2 separate regions of the Homo sapiens genome follow, and region 1 is linked to region 2. Evidence: chromatin contacts called from ENCODE Hi-C or POLR2A ChIA-PET data. All regions are on one chromosome and are shown on one strand. Each heading gives the region's core, a stretch centred on a gene start or an enhancer-like site at or near the end of the contact. The rest is flanking DNA. Distances are from core to core; before and after follow the strand shown. Region 1 has its middle 42 kb from the start of ARL4A. Region 2 holds the start of TMEM106B (transmembrane protein 106B).

Evidence for each region. A loop is a pair of places that touch in the nucleus more often than their neighbours do. ChIA-PET counts read pairs that join two places held with the same protein, here RNA polymerase II (POLR2A). Pooled maps may share reads with other maps.
Region 1: a loop to region 2 is called in a map of CD4-positive, alpha-beta memory T cell, with 5 times the contacts of the local background. The contact joins the enhancer-like site here to the promoter of TMEM106B in region 2. A Hi-C loop is called at or near these places in 1 of 168 maps with a recorded cell type or tissue (CD4-positive, alpha-beta memory T cell) and 6 of 50 pooled maps. POLR2A ChIA-PET finds 5 or more read pairs at or near these places in 1 of 52 experiments (GM10248).

The regions. Positions count from the first base shown.
Region 1 is chr7:12,727,516-12,731,680 of GRCh38, reverse strand. No RefSeq gene overlaps it. Among named protein-coding and RNA genes, the nearest start is that of ARL4A, 42 kb to the right of the region's middle. RefSeq lists an enhancer at 2,054-2,577. Within about 2 kb of position 2,365, at least 8 of the 41 ENCODE cell types and tissues checked have a DNase peak (open chromatin) inside an H3K27ac peak, as active enhancers do.
Region 2 is chr7:12,208,619-12,212,546 of GRCh38, reverse strand. TMEM106B (transmembrane protein 106B) reads right to left here and starts at 1,253. Exons shown (of 8, transcript NM_001134232.2): 1 at 1,122-1,253. RefSeq lists enhancers at 536-1,052, 1,445-1,494, 1,053-1,571, 1,705-1,854 and a silencer at 955-1,264.

The sequences.
Region 1 (4,165 bases), core at 1,116-3,615, 520 kb before region 2:
TTAGAAACAAGTATGGAGAAGAAAACAAGAGTATTCCTTTTTTTTTCTTCTCCTTAAAGGGCAACCCAGCTTTTGTCTTTGCAAGTTCAAAGCTTAGTGAGAGATGTGCCTAAACATGCTGTTTTGGGGATGTTTCCCAGGTCACCCATATCCTGTTTACTTCTAATAGAGTCTGCCTTGCCCCATGCATGCTGTTTTCCTCCTGGTGTCTCAGCACTGCCCTCCCCTGCCTGACTCAAGTTCACTTGATAGAAATAACCTAGAATGGGTGTTTGTGTAAAGTTTGCAGGACATCTCCTTAAACTGAAACCCAAAATATCCAAGTCAGCATATGTTGTTGGTACATGTGAACTCTGAATCTGTCTCCCTAGATGCTAACCTTTTGTTCTAAGCTCCAGAAGCCAGCATGCTCTACCTTTCTCTAAAGGTTGAGATCAAAAGTAGCCCTTTAAAGGGTGAGGAGACGAGGAATGAGGAGGGTGACAAAGGAGTGGACCTTAAAAAATAGGTATTTCCCCAAGAGGGAAAGAACTGTGGGGCAGGCATGAACAAAAAACACAGGGATCCTGAAAATCTGGATCCTGTTTTTCCACTTTGCTGCTAGCCATGACAATTTGGGGGCTGTATGCTACTTTCTACCCTCTTTAATCTGACTGGGAGGGATTGTGAGTCTTCCTTCAAGACCCTTGTCAACCTCCTGAAGCAAACCCTAAATTTTTTACTTTATTTTATTTGATTGAATGTTGATGATCTATAACTGCATATATTTATGAGCTACAAAGTGATGCTATGATACCATATGGAATGATTGAATCAAGCCAATTAACATATCCATCATATCAAACATTTATACCTCCTAACTGAAACACTGTCTTCCTTGACCAGTATTTCCCCATTTCCACCAGCCCCCAGCTTCTGTTAACTACCATTCCACTCTCTGTTTCTATGAGTTTCATTGTTTTAGATTACACATAGAGTGAGAACATGTGGTATTTCTCTTCCTGTGCCTCGCTTACTTCACTTAGCATAATGTCCTTCACGTACATCCCTGTTGTTGCAAATGACAGAATTTCTCTCTTATTAAGGTGAATAGTTGTTTTCCATTGTGCATATGTACTACATTTTATTTATCTATTTATTTGTTGATGGACACTTAGGTCCATTCCACAACTTAGCTAACTCTCTTTTCCAGCCCAGGCTTATGATGTCTCCCTGTTCCTCAGTGTTTGCATAATGATGGATTAAAAAAATTACAATAACAGGTGACATTTGGTGGAAAGAGGACTGTAGCTAGAGACATAACATATGGATAGATGTCCTAGATCTGTCAATTAGAAGCTGCATAACTTTAAGCATATAATTTTTTGTGCTATGGTGGCTTTGAGTAAAAAAGAAAAAAAAAGTTTGCTAAGAATGGGAGGTCTTATAGGAACTTCAGTTTACTCTTCTATAAAATGTGATTTTTAAAATTCTCAATTTAGGGTGAAGAGAGAGTTCTTGGGAGGTGCTGTTATGAGATGAAATTCTGTATGTGAAGTACCAGTACAACCTTGGCACATTACAGTTCAGTGGAACTCAGAGGTTTTCTCCAGGGGGGGGTCTATGAATGCCATGATTAGTTAGCCAAGATCCCTGTCTTCGTGGACTGTACCTTCTAGAGACTGTGTCGGTTATTTGGAGGAGTAACTGAAATAACATACTTCAAAGTGCTTGGTAAACTAAAGACTTTTTCATGTGTTGTTTTTTAAATTAAAATGTCCTCTCAAAAATATAACTTCAGGCTTGTACATTTATCAGATGTCAGTCCTCTTCACTTGTGGTAATTTCATACAGAGTAATAACAAAATTGCTGAGAGATTCAAAATCCAAATATAGAAGGCAGCAGTTGCTTATTTAATGCAATGAAATGCTAATCCTTGCATTTTTTATTGTTTTATTTGTTTTAGTCTTTATAATCCCAAGTATAGTGCTAAGTCTTTTGGAAATAAGAAAGAAACTAAAAGAATATATCTATTTTTAGCTTTCTGCTAAGCTATTTCTTGCTCTCCTGTAGTTATTCCAAAATTGGTTGCAGTTTTATTTAAATAATTCTAAGAGGAAAAAAATAAACTTGTAAAATAGAATATTAAATGCACACTACCAAATTTAATTGATTTTTAATGCAAATATAAGTAGTACAGGCCATGCTAAACGTTTATTACCAACTGTTTGCAAAACAATCTGTTTACCCCATTCCGAGCTTCAACCTGCCTTAGACCCTGCTCAGGTAGCCCGACACCCAAAGAGGGCAAGATAGGCTTCCTCCCACAACACTCAGGCTGCCTGTTGGCTCAGCTGGGGCCACCCATTGTCTGGCTAATGGAATCCTGGAACCCAGCCAGAGCTGCAGCCTGCTTGCGAGGTTTAGTTCTGTTTTTGTTTTTAATGATCACACACATTTTGGCCTAAACTGCAAACAGAAGATAGTGGGGCGGGAGTGGGGCGGTGGTGGGGAAGAGGGGCGGGAGTGTAGTCTTATTTTATTTAGAAGAGGAAATCCAAAAAAGTGAGCTCTGAATACAGTTTTTTATGTTGTAAGAAATAAGTTTAGGTAAATGATTGAAATCGAAAACATGGCAAAGAAAGAAAGAAAAAATGGAAGAAGCCCAGCATCTCAAATTGTATCACAACAAACTGTCAGAAATATCACCAATAAATACACAGCCTTATGAGTAGACTCAAATTTTTAAATTACCAAAAATAAAAAAGTCAGCCTGGGCTGGGTACAGGGGCTCATGCCTGTAATCCCAGCACTTTGGGAGGATGAGGTGGGCAGATCACGAGGTCAGGAGTTCGAGACCAGCCTGGCCAACGTGGTGAAACCCCATCTCTACTAAAAATACAAAAATTAGCCGGGCGTGGTGGCATGTGCCTGTAATTCCAGCTACTCTGGAGGCAGAGGCAGGAGAATCACTTGAACACGGGAGGCAGAGGCTGCAGTGAGCCAAGATCACACCATTGCACTCCAGCCTGGGCGACACGAGCGAAACTGTCTCAAAATAAAATAACAAAAAATAAGGCCTGAAAATAAAAAGGGTTTTAATTTTGCTTACAATTTCTAGACTTTTTAAAGTTTTATGAACAGTTATTCTTTAAACTACATTCATGGTGTTTGTGTGCGTGTGTGTATACAATTTAATCACATCAAAGAATTCACATAGATGAAAACTCTAAGAAATTACCTTCCAAAGATGATGTCAGCAAGTGAAGAGGGAGTGTACATAGCTGCTTGTTTTTTAGTAAACTACAATTTAAGAGTCCTGAAAGGCAGATGGCTGGCTGTCAGGAAATGAGCTTAGTCAAAGGAAATGGGAGATGTCTGGTTCAGGGGATTTGAGGAAGGCTATTACCAATGGGTGCTTTTATTTTGCTTTCCACTCTAAGTCAGGATACATGCTTTGTTGTTCCCATGTACGAAAAAGAAATACCAAGGTGATAAGATAACATCTGGGACAGTACAGGGCTCCAAGTTTCTCTATTATATATAGAAAGCTGTTCACTTGCATCTTTCTTGGTTTGGGCCAAAACACTATGCTGGAAGAGGAGGGGAATATTAATAATGGGTTGAGCACTGATGAGAGATTGAAGCTGGGCAACTATTCTCTGGTCTAGGAATTTGGAATTGAGACACTGAAAGGCCACATTGAATCATCTGCCAGGATTTTCACAGACAGGCCAGATTCACAGGGACGTGTGATGGTGTGTCAGTGGTAGCTGAAACCCCCTACAATCCATCCCAAATTAATACACGGTCTAATTTAAAACAGTCAGCTCGCAGCTTCTGTACAAGTCCTATAACACTCCAACTACAACTACCACAAATTTTTGTTCTTTTACGCTTCCTATATGGAAATGTTTATAGGAAATTAGTCTCCAGAGACCGAAGAATATAGCAGACACACGTGGAGAAGCTGGGACAAAAAATCATGTAGCTCTAGGGAGGGAGAAAAACAGAGAGTCACTTCCTGACAAATGTCCAGTTCGCGTGAGGCCAGCTATATGTGCTGCACTTTTCTTTCATGAGAGTCCCCAGGGTGCTTACAAGAAAATTCCCAAAGCAGGTTGTGTGGGAGTTTGTAGCATGCAACCTAATAATTTCTCACCAAAACATAGATGGGACTTAGAA
Region 2 (3,928 bases), core at 4-2,503:
ATGGTATGCAAACAAATGTAAAATGAGATTTTCACTCTTTCAAAAAAAAAAAACTATGTATTTATAAAAATCACTGCCCACATCAAAAATACAAATGATTTATGACTTCTAAAAAATCATTGTCTTAATCAACACCTGTCAGCCACAGGTAGGATAGGGAAGACTTAACATCACTGTCCCCACACACTGTAACCTTGGGGTCTATGCGGAACACTAGATGAATTGGGATCATTGGGCCTTATCAGCAAGGCCTTAAGGGCACTCTTTCTGGGATCTCAGTCAACACAGCCAGGCTGTAAGCTGCATCTTAACTGGAGCGCGTTGAGAAAAAAGACACAGAAAGGCAGACTCAAGTGGCTCTCCGTTTGAGCCTGTTTTCTGTCCTAATCTAATAGCTGCCATGATCGATTCTGCTTTAGGGTAGGTGTTTGGACAAGTGCCAGACTCTGTGAGAAACTGGGAATCCCTTGCCTTCTCTACTAGATTTTCCTTAGAGAACTGACAAGTGTAACCACTTTTATTCTTGGGAGACTCAATGGTTTAAAAAAGGGGTGCTAGACCCTCTTCTGCAACCTCTGTGGGCTCAGTGTTATTTATTATAGCGGTTCCTTAGTTTACTGAAAGTCAACATGGATATCAGACTCAGTTTGGAGAGAAAAAATATATCACAGCACTCCAATTTAAATGGCTCCTGATCTTCTGTGTAGACACTGGTTTTAGTTCTAAAAGGGCTTGAGAACTAAGGAAACAAGCGCCTTTGAAAAGCTCCATAAACAACACCTAGCACAAAGCCTACTCTGTAAAGCTGCAAAATAAGATCCCGGCACCACGGCAAGAACATTCATCAACAGCAAAAGGAAGAGGGCCACCTGGCGCTCAAGGTGTGAGGGCCTAGAGGCAACCCAGAGGTAGGGCTTGGGCCGAAGCCGAGTGTTCCCTGGCTGGGCCTCATTAGAGGCGACACAGCAACTCGATCACCAGCCCTGACCGCCGCCGTACCTGCGGCTGGCCCAGCACCCCAGCGGCCTCCCCTCCTTGTCAGGCCCGGCTCAAGCCGCGGCGCAGCCGCTCAGCCTCGCTCCGGAAGGGGACCTGGGGACTGCACGTCCGGGGTCGCTCACCGGCACGCGGGGCGCTGCGCAGTCCCGGGCTGCTTCGGCGCGGACAGGGCCGAGGACAGGGTCGTGGAGTCCACAGTCCCGGGAGCCGGGGGGTGGAGCGACCGGCCTGGAGCGCGCGGCCGCCGTAGAGCTGGGACGGGGGAGGGGTAGGATAACGACGGCATCAGCAGAGGCCAAGCGCTGCTGTAACCTGCGTCCGCGCCTGCGCAGAGCGCTCCCGGAGGGACACCCCTGGCGTGCGCGTGACGCATGCGTCCTTCTTCCTCCTGTTTGAGCCCAGAGGCGTCGATCGTGTGAGATTGTGCGCTCTTCAGGTTTCATTACCTTCGCGTCCCCCAGACTTCAAAGTGTCCACTGTAGCCACGAATTACCTAGGAACAGTCGCTCCTCCTATTTCCCATATCAGACCATTTCCTTTTGCAAAGGGTATAAATGTGCACCATCTGCCTCAGCTTTCAGCTGAGCAGCCTCCTCGCTCACGCAATGCGAGTTGTCGCTGACAGTCTGGTCCTTAGGAATGGAATAAACTGGTCCGTACACACGCCGCTGACAGCAGCAAAGCTACCTCTATTTTAATTTAGAAACTGGCCAACTAGAAGGAGACAGCAAGCGGCAAGGCCGTAGTTTTTGTTTTTGCTCGGTTTCGTTTCGCTTTGCCCACGCTGCCCCTCCCCACCCCTTAACTCTGGTGCTAGTTACAGGTGTGTGAAATCCCGTCTCGGATCCCAGTACTTAAGCTCTTCGCTGTGGGTTGGGGCTGCCCTCCCCCAACGTCTAGGTCATTTCACTTAGAAGATAAGAACAACGACAAGGAGTCGTTTTGAGGGATCAATGAGATGCCGGTAATAATATTAAGGGCACTCTAGTCTCATTCCTGCGGAGAGTTTAACGTTTAATGAATGGTAGGCATTCTTACAGTCACAGGAGCAAGGAAGTGAGAGTCATATATTTCTCTCTTCTAACAGGATCAGTGTGATCCTGTTAGAATCAGGGAATTCTAACAGGAATTGGGAAATGAAGCTATGTAAAAGTAGGAAATACAAGTCAGAACGATATACAATTTAAGAGGATTACTGTAGATCCATATGTGAGATAATGAGCTTTCTCATACAATGTTGTCGGAGATTTAAAACTCCTAAGTTTTCTGGCAGACAGTCAGTATGTATCAAGACTATTAAAATGTTCACATCGTTTGGTCCAGCAATTCCACCCTTTCAGAAGTATCCTAAACCTAATGAGAACTCTAAAAAGATTTGGGTATGAGGTGTATCCATTTAAATAAACTGAATGTCCAACAAGGGACATTGATAAAATCATTATTTTTCAACCGCTTTTATTTAGCCCATATTTTCCAAAGGGAAGGGTCAGGGTGTCTTCCATTAACACTGTTTGAAATTTCAAAATTAATAGGTTGGTTAAAACAAATCAGAATCATGGGGGAAAATTTTTCTCAAAATTATTGACAGTCCACCTGTGGAGATATGATGTTCCCCTTGGAATTACTGAGTTTTTAAAATTATGGAATAGCCATCTATTGAGTTTTTATAAAGCCAGTAAAAACCATCTTATAAGGCTGTTATACGCGGAGTGATATAAAATTAAAATCAGGATGCAAAGTATAGGATATGAGGTATTGTAATAGGATGTAAACTATATTCACATATAGATAACATATAGATATAAATATATTACATATCTGCCTTGAAATGGAAAGAAATATACAAAATATAAACAGTTGCCTGTAGTTTGAGAGCATGGATGTTTTTTCTTTATTATTGTTAAATAGGCAAATGGTTCTATAATGTAATATATATTATTCTTAAGTGAAAAAGTTACTTTTTTCTTTAATTCTTAAGGGAGTATTTAGTATTTTCTCAACCTCATCATTTAACTTAAAACGTGCTGGCCATATAGCACAGTTCCTTATCCAAATTCCTGGAATTCACATAGGAATAAGTCTTCCTGGGAGAATGTTGCTGTAAGAAGCAGTTCAGTAGCAGGGTTGGGAACACAGCCTTGGGAGCCATATGGCCTGAAAATGAGCCCAGCCTGACAGAGATATACAAAATCTCTGTAAGAGTGGGCAAAATACTTAGCCTTCTTTATACCTAATTTTTATTATCTGCAAAATGAAGATAGTAATAATGTCTGTCTCAAAGGGTTATGGATGGGAGCTGATACCTGCAGAGCAATCAGTAAATATTAGATATTATGATTACAAATTTATCATCCATATAACAAGGAAGTACTTTAAAGACAGATATTGAATGTTTGGTACATTTGTTCCTATGCCTTATTTTTCATTGAAGCACATTTTGAAAGGAAAATTTTCTGAAAAGCTTCCAATTATTTGATTAACAGTGATTTCTTGAGTTCCGAGTTCAGTAGTGGTCTAGGTGCTATCAGATATAAAGGCCAGTAATTTTAACAGTCTGGGATAAGTTTGAATAGAAGAACATTCTTTCTTAATGATTTCTGGTTATATTTAGTATGATGCTGAAGCTAAGGGATTTCTCTAGGTTGTACTAAATCTTGAAAACAGCCTTATCTCTCATTTCAATTCTCTTTTATCTCTTTTAATGGTAAATCACCCAAATCCTAATAGCAGTCAGCCATAACTAAAAATTTTGCAAAAATTACTTTTCTAGAAATTAGCTGTTAAAAATTATAAGCAGAAAAGGAACATAATTATTTTGAAACATATAATTTGTCAAATGTTAATATATAAGTCTCTCTCAGCTCACCCCCTTCCACTGATATGCTGGTCAGATTATGTTAGAAACCTGGATAGGTTACATTGGAAACCA